Regions from separate parts of the Homo sapiens genome. Here all the other regions are linked to region 1. A link is an interaction called in ENCODE POLR2A ChIA-PET data of the cell type or tissue named here. Cell type or tissue: MCF 10A. All regions are shown on one strand.

The links. ChIA-PET counts read pairs that join two places held together with the same protein. Peaks named below come from ENCODE experiments on the same cell type or tissue, not always from the same donor. Only the 100,000 strongest peaks of a DNase experiment are listed, where the experiment ranks them.
Region 2: POLR2A ChIA-PET joins it to region 1 with 20 read pairs; 3 of 35 experiments call an interaction of 5 or more read pairs at or near these places.
Region 3: POLR2A ChIA-PET joins it to region 1 with 25 read pairs; 15 of 35 experiments call an interaction of 5 or more read pairs at or near these places.
Region 4: POLR2A ChIA-PET joins it to region 1 with 16 read pairs; 8 of 35 experiments call an interaction of 5 or more read pairs at or near these places.

The regions. Positions count from the first base shown.
Region 1 is chr1:180,529,187-180,533,186 of GRCh38, forward strand. No RefSeq gene overlaps it. Among named protein-coding and RNA genes, the nearest start is that of OVAAL, 28 kb to the right of the region's middle. In MCF 10A, no CTCF peak of the experiment used is centred here; a DNase peak (open chromatin) is centred at 1,515.
Region 2 is chr1:180,585,130-180,589,129 of GRCh38, forward strand. No RefSeq gene overlaps it. Among named protein-coding and RNA genes, the nearest start is that of OVAAL, 28 kb to the left of the region's middle. RefSeq lists a silencer at 787-970. In MCF 10A, no CTCF peak of the experiment used is centred here; DNase peaks (open chromatin) are centred at 552 and 1,732.
Region 3 is chr1:180,861,304-180,865,303 of GRCh38, forward strand. It overlaps XPR1 (xenotropic and polytropic retrovirus receptor 1), which reads left to right. Exons shown (of 15, transcript NM_004736.4): 12 at 2,405-2,571. All of the region lies in intron 1 of LOC124904464 (a long non-coding RNA gene), which reads right to left. Among named protein-coding and RNA genes, the nearest start is that of LINC02816, 43 kb to the right of the region's middle. In MCF 10A, a CTCF peak has its summit at 2,075 (motif pointing left); a DNase peak (open chromatin) is centred at 2,068.
Region 4 is chr1:180,634,376-180,638,375 of GRCh38, forward strand. All of the region lies in intron 1 of XPR1 (xenotropic and polytropic retrovirus receptor 1), which reads left to right. Among named protein-coding and RNA genes, the nearest start is that of XPR1, 4.4 kb to the left of the region's middle. In MCF 10A, a CTCF peak has its summit at 1,937; a DNase peak (open chromatin) is centred at 1,936.

The sequences.
Region 1 (4,000 bases):
AACATGCACAGAACCAGGAGCAAGCAAACCCGAGCTGCAGGGAGCTGGGTGTCCTTGGCCAACTCACCCAACCTCTCTGAGCATCTTCATTTAGAAAATGAGCGGCTGGGCATAGGGGCTCACGCCTGTAATCCCAGCACTATGGGAGGTCGAGGCAGGCGGATCGTTTGAGACCAGCCTGGGCAACACAGAGAGACCTCATCTCTACAAAAAATTTTAAAAAATAAAAAATTAACTGGACGTGGTGGTGTGTACCTGTAGTCTCAGCTACTCGGGAGGCTGAGGTGGGAGGATCACTTGAGCCCACAAATTTGAAGCTACAGTGAGCTAAGATTTGTGCTCTAGCCTGCCTTAACACATAATGACCAAGTGAGAAAATGTATACAAAAGCACTTTGTAAATGACAGGTTTTTCTACAACACAAAGGAATCATAGAGGTGGCTATTTGGGGGAAAATGAGGTATGTGCAAAGCTTCCTTTTAAAAGGTGACTTTTATGTCTAGCATTTTTGTGTGATTTAAGTTCAGCAATTAGAGGATCATTATTTAATACCCTAAGAAAATACTGTTATATTGTGTCTTCCAAATGAACTATTTCTGTTTTTACTGTCACTTGGAATGTTCTCCATGAAAGAAAAGTATTTAAAGGAAAAATTACCTGGAAGATAATGGGTGAGATTTTTATAAGTGCCTTCTGTATGGGGACAAAGGGCTTTTTCTGCTACACCTCCTGAACAGTTTGATTTATTTGACAATATAATACATTTTTTCAAATAAGATGAGGAAATAGGTGTTCCAGCAAGTGATATGGGGGTGGCAGAGTGGGGAGGTGTTAAGGGGAGGGTGTCAGGGAGGGAGGAGAAAAGAATATTGGGAAGAGCTGACCAGGAGAAGTCTCAGGCAACCATACTGAGTATCTTCAGAATTGTAGTCGGGTACACAAGGACCCTCCCAGGTGAATACAGCATTTTGCCAAGTCTCCATCATCCTGTGAAGGTGTCTGGGCTTCGGCCGGCCCAGAGGACTGAGGGAGACTGGCCCGACCTCTCCCTACTGCTATGCTCTTTTTTGAAGGCTAATCAATAAAATGTCACGGAGCACTTTTCTAAGAAGGCCATGATCTGATATTCAGGCAAAGAGAGAACCCTTCAAGGCAAAGTCGATATGACAATCTCCCAATAACTGGCTTTGCTGCCTAAAGCATGAAGCACCCTAAATCCCAATCGCTCAGTCCCTACTTAGAGCTTATCCTCAAAGAGCTGGATTTCTAACTCATTTTCATTAAGGCAAAATCATTAACAATAGTTGATCTTAATACGTTGGCAACTGTGACCTCAATCTTACTAAATGGAATATTATTTCTTAGCTACTATTCAATATTACTTAACAAATGCCTTTGTCCATTTGCAGGAAACTCAGGTTTCCTGACCGCCAGTCCTGACCACTCCCTACCAGCAAGCCTCCTCTTCACATAGTTGTGGGACCGCATTTGCTGCACTCCTAACAAGCCAAGAGACAAAGCAATCCCGGAAATTCCCTTTTGACTCTGTACTGTAAGGAAATGCCATGTAGCAATAGCAGGAGGGCAGAGTTTAATCAAAGCACCACTTTCTCTACTCATTGCCCACGTTTAGCTGCTGGAATCTCATATCAACCAGAAGCCTAAAGTCTTGATTCTTTCTGTGTGTGTGTGTGTGTGTGTGTTTTTGAGATGGAGTCTCGCTCTGTTGCCCAGGCTGGAGTGCAGTGGCACGATCTTGGCTCACTGCAACCTCCACCTTCCTGGTTCAAGCAATTCCCCTGCCTCAGCCTCCCGAGTAGCTGGGATTACAGGCTTGTGTCACCACACCTGGCTAATTTTTGTGTTTTTAGTAGAGAAAGGGTTTCACCATGTTGGCCAGGCTGGTCACAAACTCCTGACCTGAGGCAATCAACCCTCCTCAGCTTCCCAAAGTGCTGGGATTACAGGCGTGAGCCACCAAGCCCAGCCAATTCCTTTTTTTTTTTTTTTTTTTTTAATAAAAACAAGGTCTCACTTTTTTGTCTAGGCTGGAGTGTAATGGAATGATTACTGCTCATCACAGCCTCGACCTCCTGCGCTCAATGGATCCTCCCACCTCAGCCTCCTGAGTAGCTGGGACTACAGGCCCAAACACCACCATGCCTGGCTAATTTTTGTATTTTTTGTAGAGACAGGGTTTTGCCATGCTGCCCAGGCTGGTCTCGAACTCCTGGGCTCAAGCCAGCTGCCCGCCTCAGCCTCCCTAAATGCTGGGATTACAGGCCCGGCCTTTTTTTTTTTAAAAAAAAAAAAAAAAAAGACAGCGTCTTTATCACTCAGGCTGAAGTGTAGTGGTGCGATCATGGCTCACTGAAGCCTCGACCTCTTGGGCTCAAGCAATCCTCCCACCCCAGCCTCCTGAGTAGTTGGGACTACAGGTGCACCACCATGCCCAGCTAATTTAAAAAAAAAATTTTGTACAGACGAGGTCTTTCTATGTTGCCCAGGCTAAACATTTTTATAGTATTCAGAAAAATCGACATTTAAAAAGTCAATACTCAATACTCAAATACTACTAGAAGAATGTATATTGGTACCACTGCTCTAGTGGGAAATCTGGCAACATGAACCAAAAGTCATAAAAGGTTCATAACTTTCTCTACTGAAATATTATACTGAAGAAATATGCATTATAAGTTTAATAGGTTAAAAACTGGAAACAATCTAAATGTTCAACAACACAGCATTAAGTGATTCCATAGTCATCAGTCAAATGTATGCAGAAATTAAACATCATGTTTTTTCAAAGAACAAATTTCACAGTATTCACACAATATTGTTGAGTGAAAAAAGCTGCTTATAAAACTGTAAGTACGAAGTGGTTTTGTTTAAGATATATACATATATCTCCATATTTAAGGGTTGTCACATATCAAACAATTACAATGGGTATGTCTGTGCTTTCTGAAATATCCAAATTTTATATTGCATTCAAGTATCACTTTCTGATTAGGAATAAACGCAACTAATTTCATTTTTTAAAAGGGAGATATGAAGGTCAAACACTCTATGAAAGAACTTTTGATTTAAACATTTATATAGAGGATGTCTTTGACATTCCAATTTTCCTCAGCTTGACCAAGAATGATAATATCATGTTTCAAATATTAAGAATAAAAATTATTATTATTACTATAGTTACAATTTATTGAGTACTTATTCTGTGCCAGGTAGTGTGTTAAGAAGTATGTATGTATGTGTGTATGTGTGTGTGTATATATGTACATATGTATATATTATTGGATTTAATCCTCACAACAACCCTGAGCTAGAAATTATTATTATTCCCAGTTTACAGATGAAGAAATTGAGACAGTATGTGGCTACCTACTAAGTGGTGGGGCTGGCATTTGAACTCTGGCAGTCTGGCTCCAAAGCCCACACTCTTCACAGCTACCCATACATACTCCTTCCTTTACAGGGAGAACCGGGAAGGCATATCCAATTCATGAACTTACTCAAACCAGGTTTGTTGAGTAAAAAGAGGGGTATTAGTCTTGTTAAATAGGAGACTGTGGAATCTGATAGGAATTACCTGGGATTTTGCTCTCAGGGCTACTGAAGACACCACTCTCTGGCTTCCCAGCCCATGCAACTAGAGACAGAACAGGGGGTCGAATCTAAGAAATTGCCCTGAGTTTGCGTGATTCTGCCAGCCACTTCATGATGCCTCTCCGGGTGTCTGCCCAAGTCCCATTTCCTGACAGAGTTAGGAGGGAAGAGTAGATGTTCTCCACTGTGAATCTGTCTGGTCTCCTGATATCTTCACTACAATTGGCAAGCACCCTTCTCAGCCACAAGGCTCTCCCAAAGCCCTGGTGCATCTACTGCATTTCTAAGTATTCAGGATATATATGCTACCCACTTTCCCAACTCCTAACTCCAGTTTTCCTCCCATCAGATACGCTGCTTAACTGTTACCAACCCAGTTCACATCTCA
Region 2 (4,000 bases), 56 kb after region 1:
GGGACTTTGAGCTGGAAATTACACACATCGACAGAATGAGACTTTGGCACGGGGTGGTATGTATGATTAAAAAGAAGAAAACTGGCTGAGAACGGTGGCTCATGCCTCTAATCCCAACACTTTGGGAGGCTGAGGCAGGCGGATCACCTGAGGTCAGGAGTTCGAGACAAGCCTGGCCAACATGGTGAAACTCCATCTCTATTAAAAATACAAAACTTAGCCAGCTGTGGTGGTGGGCGCCTGTAATCCCAGCTGCTCGGGAGGCTGAGGCAGGAGAATCATTTGAACCTGGGAGGTGGAGGTTGCAGTGAGCCGAGATCACGCCACTGCACTCCAGCCTGGGTGACAGAGTGAGACTCTGTTTCAAAAAAAAAGAAAGAAAGAAAACTGGAGCTAAAAGTGAACAAAAGAAAAAAGGAAAGAAAGATAAGAGAAAGGAAGGAATTCAAACCTCTCGGGTTAAACTGGATGTCTGAAGTTGTTTCGACTGTGGCTTCCAGGAAGCTCTGCCTCATTTCTTTGAAATATGACTCAGGTCCTTACCCAGGAGCATGTCTGACCTTGTTCCGACAGAACTTTAAAATATTTACTCTGTACTCCCTCTAGGCAGCTTCTCCATTCTTAGTCTCCAGCCATCTGCTTGGCAAGGCAAGAATCACAGATGACCAAGGTACCTCCTCACACACACCTGACAAGAGAAAAGTTTTGATTCCCTTGTCATGGGCCCCGACACCTTGGGCTGCTTCTACTGCAAAGGGCAGTATCTGGGGGATGCCCGGGCAGAAGAAGAGGACTGGGTTACATACTGTGCTTGTTTAACAAAGGTTTTGGGGGGCCATTTTAGCCAAAGATCTTTCTTTGAGTTCAAAAAGTTACACAGCTTTTAAAATCTGAGGCTGGAGCTTCTTGAGGGTGCCTGGCAAGGACAGCCAGGCCAAAACTGCATAGGAAGATGGCAGGAGTTTCCGTCCGTCACCTCTTCTGTGGCTGTGTCTCTCTTCATCTCTCAGGGCAGCCAGGGGACTCTGCTATCTCTATAGGCCACTCTCAAAATCCGCCCTCAGGAATGGAGCTCATGGACTCATTCGTGCAGGTGCTATAGCTAAAAGAGAAACTCCTCTTTAAATGTCTGAAAACAAAGGGATTGATGACAATTTTTGACATCTGGGGCTCTCAGTGCCAAGGAGGCAGAGAGGTGTTAAGGATAGGAAAGACTTCTTGAAATTGCTTATTTCGTATCTCGTGAGATTCAACCTACCAATAAGACTGGCTCTTTGCCATGCCTGAAGGAGTTCACTTGATATTCACAATAATTATGGAGTCCTCTCTTTTCTGAACTAAACTCCATAATAGGCACAATTAAGCTAACCTTTACTGAGCACTTACTATACCAGGTATTTTGCTGAGCACTTTACATTATTTTCTTTAATTCTTAAATTTAGGTAGAATATCATTTAGGATCCTCTTGATAGACCTAAACCAAATAGGTGTAAACGCAAAGAGCATTTATTGGTTTACAAAACTGGGAAGCTCAGGAACAGGGCTGCCTTCATACATGACTGGACTCAAACAACATTATCAGAACCTTGACTCCCTCCATCTCCTGGCATGGATCCACCTTCCTTTGTGTGTTGGCTTTGTTCTCAGGTTCCCCGTGGGGGCAGGTGGCTGGAGCTGCTCCAGCCAGACAGTCTTCCAGCATCTCCATTTCAGCAGGAAGTAGAAAGCAGCACTCAGGAGTGGCACTCAGCTTCCTCCTGAGTGCTCAGATGTACTCTAATTAGACAGCATCACATACTCATCTCTGAATTGGCCTCATGGCCAGGGGCTTTGAAGAGTCTGTCCTGAGTCATGGTCTGCATTCTTCTTCTTACTATTTTTTTTAGACTTTTTTTTTTTTCTCTGTTGCCCAGGCTGGAATGCAGTGGTGCAATCACAGCTTACTGCAGCCTTGACCTCCTGGGCTCAAGGGATCCTCCCACCTCAGCCCCCAGGGTAGCTGGGACTACAGGTGCACTCCACCATGCCCGACTAATTTTTGTATTTATTGTAGAGGTGGGGTTTCACCATGTTGCCCAGACTGGTGTCAAACTCCTGGGCTCAAGTAATCCTCCTGCCTTGGCTTCCCAAAGTGCTGGGATTACTGGCGTGAGCCACTGTGTCCGGCCTCCATTCCTGGAGGGAGGTGGAGGAGCCTTAACTAGACCAGAAGGATAGAGACTAGGGGAGAAGGATCTCCAGATGGAAATTTGGGGAATAGATGCAGAGCAAGCAACAAAAAATTTTCATAACCCCTGTGAGTGTTAGTGTTCCACTTTGATAGATGAGGAAACTAAGGCTCAGTAATTGATAGAACAGGAGCTCGAATCCTGTCAGTTACATTTAACAAGCCATATTATTGTTCCATTTATTCAGAGGAAATGTTTTTTCTTTTTAAATACATAAAAACAAGAATGCATAACTAGAGTAAATGAATTAATGTCAAATTTTCCATAATGAAAATTCTCCTTAACTTGTCCTGCAAATGTACCCCAGGAGACAGAAGAAGCCCTCTAAGAACGTATAACTCTCTTTTCAATATGTCAATGGCCAAGTTTTTCTGCCAAGGGAAAGAAAGGGAATGTGACTCATTATTAAAGATCCAGGGCATGCTTTTGACTTCATCTTCAGAATGATTTGAACCAACAATTCAGCTGGCTTCAAGAAAAACAACACATGAAGTGACTTACTGTAGAAAGTAAAAAGTTTCCTCTTCAAAGTTTAAAAATAAATCTTAAGTGTTAGAAATAATAGTTTCTTTTAAAGACTAACTTCCTTCAAGCCTCCTTGCTTTATGCTAATAACTCTTTGTTAAGCCCTATCCTATGTAGCTGTTAGACATGCTCACAGGCATAGTACATTCTATGTCCTTGAACCTTAACCAAAATATTTGTGTTGGACACGCTCATAGGCATGTCCCAGCTCACAGCCTGTGTCCCTTCCTTACTTAGGAATATTATTACTTTTCTACCTATTTTTAAAAGTTTTAAATTATTAGCCAGTCAGGTTTCATGAGGTCTGGCTCCAGCCAATGGAGACAGGACACAGCAATAAGGACCTCACGTGTAAGTAATAAATATTCTGGTGTCTGTTTATTCTGTGTGTGCCCTTGCCATTGTCCCATCTGCAAGGGACACCCTTTCTGCAGAAAGTAAAAATTGCCTTGCTAAGACAACTTTTTGTCTAAATGCTGATTTTTCCTTGTGGCACCAAAGAACAAACATTTTACATTTCTAACACTTACTGATATAATTTATCCTTTCTTAGATACTTCACGTGGGCCTGGCTGCCTTGTAAAGGGTTTTGAAACAGTCATTTAGGAGATATGGTCATTGTTGATTTTATTCTGAACTCTCAACCACAAGCAACTATGAAGTCTGTTATTAATGACCTTATCATATTGACATGTACTAACCAAGATAGAGAAAGCTATGGTGTTAGCAAAGTTAGCAAAGTCTTAGACTTGGCACTAATTAACTCTGTAACCTCAGACAAATCTCCTAACCTTTCTGATTCTCTCTCTTTCTTTTCTTTTCTGTTTTTTTTTTTTTTTTTTTGACAGAGTCTCACTCTGTCCCCCAAGCTGGAGTGCAGTGGCGCCATCTTGGCTCACTGCAACCTCCGCCTCCCGTGTTTGAGTGATTCATCTGCCTTAGCCTCCCAAGTAGCTGGGACTACAGGCACCCGCCACCAGGCCCGGCTAATTTTTTGTAATCTTAGTAGAGACAGGGTTTCACCATGTTAGCCAGGATGGTCTCGATCTCTTGCCTCATGATCCACCTGCCTTGGCCTCCCAGAGTGCTGGGATTACAGGCATGAGCCACCGTGCTCAGCCATTCTTTCTGTTTTTTAAGAGATGGGGTCTCACTGTTTTGGCCAGGCTAGTCTCGAACTTCTGGCAGTGATCCTCCTGCCTTGACCTCTTAAAGTGCTGGGATTACAGGCATGAGCCACCACCCTG
Region 3 (4,000 bases), 330 kb after region 1:
TCTTGTTTTGAAAATATGAGGAGTGAATTTTACTAAGTTGCCAAATTTGCTTTATTCTTTGTGAACCTTAGTAGATGAATTGTAGTATCTTTTTTAATGTAGCCATGATGTGAATTATTGAATGACACTTCTCAGCTAGACCCTATATCTGCACATAGAATGAAATAAATACATGTCAGAACACACGAACTATACCTAGATAGTAAGTAAATAATTTTTTAGGCATTTTAAGTTGATAATTTATGACATAATGTTGTAGTATAAATATTCAGCTCAATTTGTTTTTAATGAAGAAAAATTTTTGTGGAAATAGTTTAAATGTGAAAATGTGATTATATCAGAGCTGGGCTATTCATGAGAATCACATGTGGACCATTTAAAGAAATACCAATTTCTTTCCCTACCACTGCCTTTCTAAGAGAAGCAGCTAAACAGTGATGTGCTAGTATATGTTCAAGAAACCAGCTCTTGGGTGGGAGTGGGGATAAGGAGCATTGATTCCTAGTGTTTGCTGATTTCCACGGTGTAAATACTTCCACTATAGCCAATTTCAAGCTACTAAGATGATAACACTGAATGTGGAGTGAGGAAAAGATGTACAGTAGCACAGCATTATACAGTATTTCCATCATGCAAGTACAATAAATACATCCAACCTCGAGAATAAAAGCAAAAATTAATAAAATTAAAAAGTAATGAATTTTGAGTATGTGTTACCTTTGTTTTAATATAGCTATTTATAAAGTTATGTAAGTTAATTTTTAATAATGACTGAGTTTGACAACCAGCTTCCAGAGTTTCTGAAAATTTAACAATTGGCCTCTCATAAGCTGATGAGAACTGATGTTCACACAACACTGAAGCTCCAAGGCAACTATTTTTTTTTTAACTAATTGATTGCAAGTAATTTGCCAACCAGTTGTTTTTCTAAAATACAGATCTGATCCTAAAGCCCACGAAGGCGTTCCACAGTCAGACCCAGATGAGTCTTTTTCAGCCTCATTTTAAATCATACCATTTCTCTCACATCTTCTATATGTCACCTACACTAGATGTAGGTAACTTGTAGCTTCTCAAACACACCTGTACTTCCCCCCACCTTCTCATTATCTGCCTTCTCAGTATCTTCCTTCAGCCTCGAATGACCTCACCTTATCTGCCTGACTTTTGCAATACTATTTATTTATCCTTCTAGAACTAACTCAAATGCTGCTTTCTCTTACTTCCTACTGTTGGAAACATTCCCATTTGCCTTGGTGCTCTCATAGCCCTTTGTTTATACTTCATTTTGAGCTCAAATTTATCAATTTATAATGAATGAATGTTTCACTCTCTAGATTATAAACTTCTAAGGGGTGCCTTTAAATCATACTGTACTTATTAACACATTAATATAACCTAAAAGTGGTTAATGAACACTTGCTTATTTTAACAGAAAAAAATTATGAACGATGCATGATATATCCTTCACTTTCTATATCTTTGAGAAACTGACCAAAATTTAAACTTTTTTGAATTAGATTTGTACGCCTTTTTTTCCTGGTGATGCAGAACCATATTAGTAGTTATATACCTATAGCACACCTAGAGACATTTCACAATGGACTCTAGAGCTTACCAAAGAAGAATTTCATTAGATAGTATATGAAGCAGAAATGATTAAATTGTATAACTATATTTGTGAATCATTATTCTCATTTAGTGTGCCTTATAATAAGTATTTTCAGCATAAAGCCAAAGGTTACTTTATAGTGTTCCCAGCAAATTAGGCCTTTGTATCAATAAACACCCTCTAAGAAAAGCTAAAATATCATACTTTGCTTTGTGACTTGAGAGAAATTTGCTTTCATACATATCCTTAAGGGTAAAATCCTTATCACTCTGTTGTTTTCGGGCATTTTATCTAGACTTAGGATTATCTGGTTGCCATCATGATAAGTATGGACAACATCTAAGTGTATGAAGGAAATGTTCTAAAGTAAAAACAATCCAAGAATTTCTTGAAGCAAATGCACATTCCTTGTTAGTAGTGTTTCAGGAATCTTTTTCATATTTTGCACTAGGCTGCCACCTGATGGCAAAAGTTAAAATTGCATCTTTTGTAACATTCGACGCCTTCATTGCAATTATACAGATTTTTATGTATTCAGCATAGAGCCTCCAAAACTTTTATACATTTGTGTAAGTGTTATGTATTCAATAAATGTTTGATGATTGCTTTGGACCTCAGGGAAATCATATTTATTATTTAACCTTTGTTAGACAGTGATCTTCCTACGATCTGTTTAAAGCTTTGCTTTCTTATGGAGCTATTTTAAGAATCTGTTTTAATTAGTGTTATTAATGAAAAATTTTACTTAAATGTAGTAATTTTCTCTTTTCTCTTTCCCTCTTCTTTCTTCAGAACGAGGTCACTCGGACACTATGGTGTTCTTTTACCTGTGGATTGTCTTTTATATCATCAGTTCCTGCTATACCCTCATCTGGGATCTCAAGATGGACTGGGGTCTCTTCGATAAGAATGCTGGAGAGAACACTTTCCTCCGGGAAGAGATTGTATACCCCCAAAAAGTATGTATAAAGAGTGTGTTTGTTTAAAAGAACAAACTTAGGTATACCACTAGCTAATCCTGTTGCAGTACAGACCCAACCTCTAATTATATTACTCTAATATAATTAGAAAAATAATTAACAAAAATACTAATTCATTCGGTCAGCAAAAATATATTAGATGTTTACTATATGCTAGGTACTATAGGAAATCAAAACAAAGTAAAATTCTCATTCTCAAGGAAAGCCATAAACTATGTTCAGATAAGTAAACAAATTGCAATACAATGCGATAAAGACTGGAATGGAAGAATAAATAACTTACTGTAGTTTATGATTTGTTTTTGAACATGGAATGCCCTCAGTCTGAAACACTCTCTCTCGTCTGCTTTGTAAACACCTGTTCCTCCTCTTTAAAAGTCAGTTTAAGTGTTACTTTCTCCAAGAAGCCTTTCTTTATTTTTCCTAGCATAGTCAGCTATTCATCTTAATCTTTTTTTACCCTATATAAACTACCATTATAGCAGTTATCACACTGTATTATAATAATGTGCTTAGGTGTCCATATTCTTCACTTCCAAGCATAATTACTGGTCTATAGTAGACTTAATGTTTCTGGGATGAATGAATAAATACTTGACTAAATGAAAAGTGTCATGAAAAGACAAAGGAGAAGGAGTGGCTGACTCTGCTTGATTGCATCAAGAAGACTTCTCCTTTCATTTATTTCATCTAATATTTGTTAAAATCAAGTGCCATTTCAATCAGAAAACATAGATAATTCTTTAGGAATAATTCTTTAGGAATTATTTTAGGATTTTTTCTATGTATTAATAAAAAGACAAGAGGGGCTGAATTAAAAAGTCAAAAAATCAAAAATATCTGTACTCAGATATTTTAGTAAAGGATAAATACCATGATTAGACCTTGAAAGAAATTAAACAATGAACTGGTAATCCTGAATGTGAATGTAAATTCTAATCCCAGCTCTTTCACTAACTAGCTATATAATTGTCTGCAACCAGACTATAGTGGATTCTTGTTTATGAGGTAAGTATGTTAAACTAGATTATCTCTTGATCTTTTCCCAGTCTAAAATTCTGTGATGGAGAGGGAAGTGTAGATTAGGTCACTAACATTTTCTACTCTATCAGCATGTCACTAGAACCTTAAAATTGTATTTGGAAAAGTGTATGGATGTGTAATATTCAATTGGTAAGTAGGGAAGGCCATTTTCAGGTGTGAGGAATGGTGAATTCAAAGAATGATATGTAGAGTAACTTCAGATGAACAAATAAAGGGGAAAAGGGGAGAGTTGTTGACAGTGATCTTTTTTACCTAAACTATAGCAATACCCCCAATGTGAGAAATTAGAATATATGACCAAGATATTAGACATATTTTTATAAATCTAATTTGAAAAGAAAATTAATAATCAGAGAGTAGATAG
Region 4 (4,000 bases), 110 kb after region 1:
TTGGAATCAACCAATATTTTATAGGGTTGGAATCTTGTTTTGTGTGTTGTTTCTGAAGAGTTGGTGCTATTCCTTTAAAAGTAATAGAGAGATGTAAATAAGAGTCTTTAGAGTCCAGGAATTTTAGCAGTTTAAAACTTTGGGGAAAAAGGACATCCATAAAAATTCTCTAGAGAAAAGGACCTTTTCATAATGAATTAAATTGTAGTTTCTCATATGAAGATGATGCTCTTAAAATGCTATCAGTAGAACAGATGCTGGGATTTGTTTTTCAAGCACTGGTGGTGAAATTTTTGTATTTTACCCTTGGTTTCTAGCCTAGGGTGCTTTCTAGTATCGTGAATCAATGTGAACTGTTCAGCTTCTTTGGTTTTTGTGTCATTTTGCTATATTAAATATTACTTGAAATAAGCAGAGAATTAGAATCTGAAAATTTTGTTTTACATCTGTAATTATATTTAATTATATATAATATGTATATATTGTAGCACAGTAAATACTAGTTTTTGTATGTGTTAGCCATGAGACCTGGGGACAATCTTTTTTGCCTTTCCCGGGCTCGCTCTTCTTCCATAAAGTAAGTATATAGGGCCAGAGCTTTTCAAGGTCCATTATAGGTCATGTTTTTGATTTAACTTTTAATGGCTTTTATTCCTTGAACTGATAAAATTATTAATGATAATAACCCATCAATATCCTGAAAATTATTATGTTTTTTAATTTAAAAATAAGTTGTGGTGTTCATAGATTCAGTCTTCATAGGCAGAATAATAAAGCATAAAATAACAGACCAACATGGAGAAGCCATATAAAGAAAATCTCTTCAATCCATTTGTAAGTAGTTTGTGCAAAGAATAAACACAAACAAGCCGAGACTATTCCTGTTTCCAGTAATCTGTTTGAGTATAAATTTTGACATGTAAAATAGAACACCGGTAAATCTTTGTAAGAGCTTTTTTAAAATTTAGAATTAGTGACTATATATTTTAAAGCTCTGCAATTGATTAATCAAAATTAACTGAGACTGGTTTCAACCAAATAGACTAATATGACCATGTTAATATTTTGCAGAATATTAGCAGAAGAAGCAAATATATTTGGTGCCTTAGGCTGCTGACTTTCCCTAGGGCCTTGTGTTTCTTTGGTTTCTCAGGACCCAGGAATGATTTTTTTCAGTGTATCCTTTGTTTTGTAATAAAATAACAAGGTTTCTAAATTACAGGATTTTAGAGCTAAAAGGGAATTTAAAGATTATCTACCTTGTTTTTCCAGGCAAGGAAACTAAGGTCCAGAGGGGTTAAGCCACTTGTTTAGGAATATGTGTATATGTCTCTTGAGCATGTGTAAGCATTGAGAGTCCGGTCACACTGTGTGATCCTGATGAAACCATTTCTTCTTTTAGCTAAGAAACATCTGAGTTTCTTTAATGTTAGAGAATTGGACTTGATTTCTAAGCTCACAACCCCCGTATTATTTAAGGACTCATCCAGCTCTAAAATTCTGTGTTTTTAAATGGTTTTATTATGTTTGGTATATGAAGAGGACAGAACTTAACAGGAGTATTAATAGCATCCTTTAAAATTAATAATATCCTTTCAAAAATTTTTGATATTTTGATCTGTGAATAAGATGTTAACCCAGTGAAACTCTCTTATTTAACTTAAAAAGGGATGACGATGAATTAATTTTTTATTGCAGGATTTTGGAAAGGAGAGGTTCTGCATGAACTACACTTCCATTATATTCAGGTATAAGGAGACATTACCATAACATTATTAACGATTTTCATTTATAGAACTCTCCCATGGGAACACTTGTGTTACAGGCTTCAGTTTCCCAAAGGTATTATGTTGATTAGGTAGGTTTAACTTGAGTTGCTGCAACTTGTTTGAAATATCCAGTTTGGCCACCCGATGGGGCACAAACCACACTTTTTCTTTCAGACACTTTTGTAAATCAAAGTATAGTATAGTGTGTTTAAGATAACACTTGTAAATGATTGCGTCAATGAGATGGTTGGCATTTACAAATGTTTCTTAAGTGAGTGAATGAATGTTGTAAAGACAGGAAGCTATAACTATTCTTTATCATCTTTAAGTGTGTCAGCGTGAGTATGCTGGAAAGATTATACTTGTCCGTTTATCCTGAAGGTTGGTTTTGGATCAGCTTTTGGGTGAAGGCCCAGATCATAAGAACCTAAGAATCTTATTTGACCTGGGGTGACCATGGAAACTTAGTCCTAGCTTCAAATTCAGTCCTAATCTGGGAAGCATTTAAGAGAATGATTGAGTTGTGCTGGGTAAGGATTTCAGGTATATTTGAGTTGTAGGCCCCAAAGGAGTGTGCCCAAAACTCCCATGGAGTAAAGAGAAGACAGTATTAGAAAAGTAAGGGGGCTGGACACGGTGGCTCACGCCTGTAATCCCAGCACTTTGGGAGGCCGAGGCAGGCGGATCACTTGAGGTCAAGAGATTGAGACCATTCTGGCCAACATGGTGAAACCCCATCTCTACTAAAAATACAAAAATTAGCTGAGTGTGGTGGTGCATGCCTGTAGTCCCACCTACGCGGGAGACTGAGGCAGGAGAATCGATTGAACCGGGGAGGCGGAGGTTGCAGTGAGCTGAGATTGTGCCACTGCACTCCAGCCTGGCAACAGAGTAAGACTTCATCTCAAAAAAAAAAAAAAAAAAAAAGGAAAAGTAAGGGAAGACAGAACTGTTAATTTTACTTATTTTTATGCATAAGAAAAGGAAGAAATACAATTTTACTAGTATTTAATAAATGGATTGATGCAGTACCCCTGCTAAGGAGGTCATGCACAGGTATACTGAAGAAAACAGAAGGATTGCCAGTGGCTTTTTCACTTGTTTGTTCGCTTTGGCAGATAATCATTAATCCAGTTATGGGTGCATAATTAAATGAATCTATAAATTATTATCTAGTTTTAGCCAAATCAACCGCTAGGAAATAGACATGTCTTAAAAAGACTCCTGTAAAGATTCCATAACAGTAATACCAATAATGCAAGCACAAGTGAACAACAAGAAAATGACAACAGAGCTGAGGTTTCTCCTTCTAGTACTAGCTTTTTGGCAGCCAAATTACAGATAAAAACAATAACACTTTAGTAGACTTGACAAGAAGTTCGCCAAAAATTTAAAAATTATTAAGCTAATTCTTTTTTCTTTTTCCTGAGACGGAGTCTTGCTCTGTCACCCAGGCTGGAGTGCAGTGGCCTGATCTCAGCTCACTACAACCTCCGTCTCCCAGGTTCAAGCCATTCTTGTGCCTCAGCTTCCCAAGTAGCTGGCATTACAGGCGCGCGCAACTACATCCAGCTAATTTTTGTATTTTTAGTAGAGACAGGGCTTCACCATGTTGGCCAGGCTGGTCTCGAACTACTGTTCTCACGTGATCCGCCTGCCTCAGCCTCCCAAAGTGCTGGGATTACAGGCATGAGCCACCACTCCTGGCCTAAGCTAACTCTTTGAAGTAAGGTTTTACATCTACTGTCAGTCACAATGAACTTGACTGTAAGTGTATATATTATGAGTATTCTGCCTTTGTAAGGTCTGTTTTTTCAGTTTATAGCCATTAATTAAGTTTCAAAATCAAATGAATCCTGAACTTTGAACTGGACCTTTGAAACACTGTATCATAAAATGTTAAATGAAGGTTTTATTTATTTAAAAAACTTTTTTGTTTTTTTAATGAAGATTAAAAAAATGAAACTTTTCAGTTATGTTCTCTCAAAGCATTGTTATTGATAATTTCTTAGATCAAAAATATTTTTGTACTGTTCATAAATGAAAGGTAGAAATTATTTCATCCTTGTGTCATCTTTTTAAAACTTCTATTTTAAACAATTTTGTTTTACATTGTACACAGATACAGATGGGTATAATTAATAAATAAATATGCATATATTGGAGATACATAATAAAACTTTTTTTAAATAGGGATTTGACATAATAAAAGTTTGGAAGACTTTGCCCAA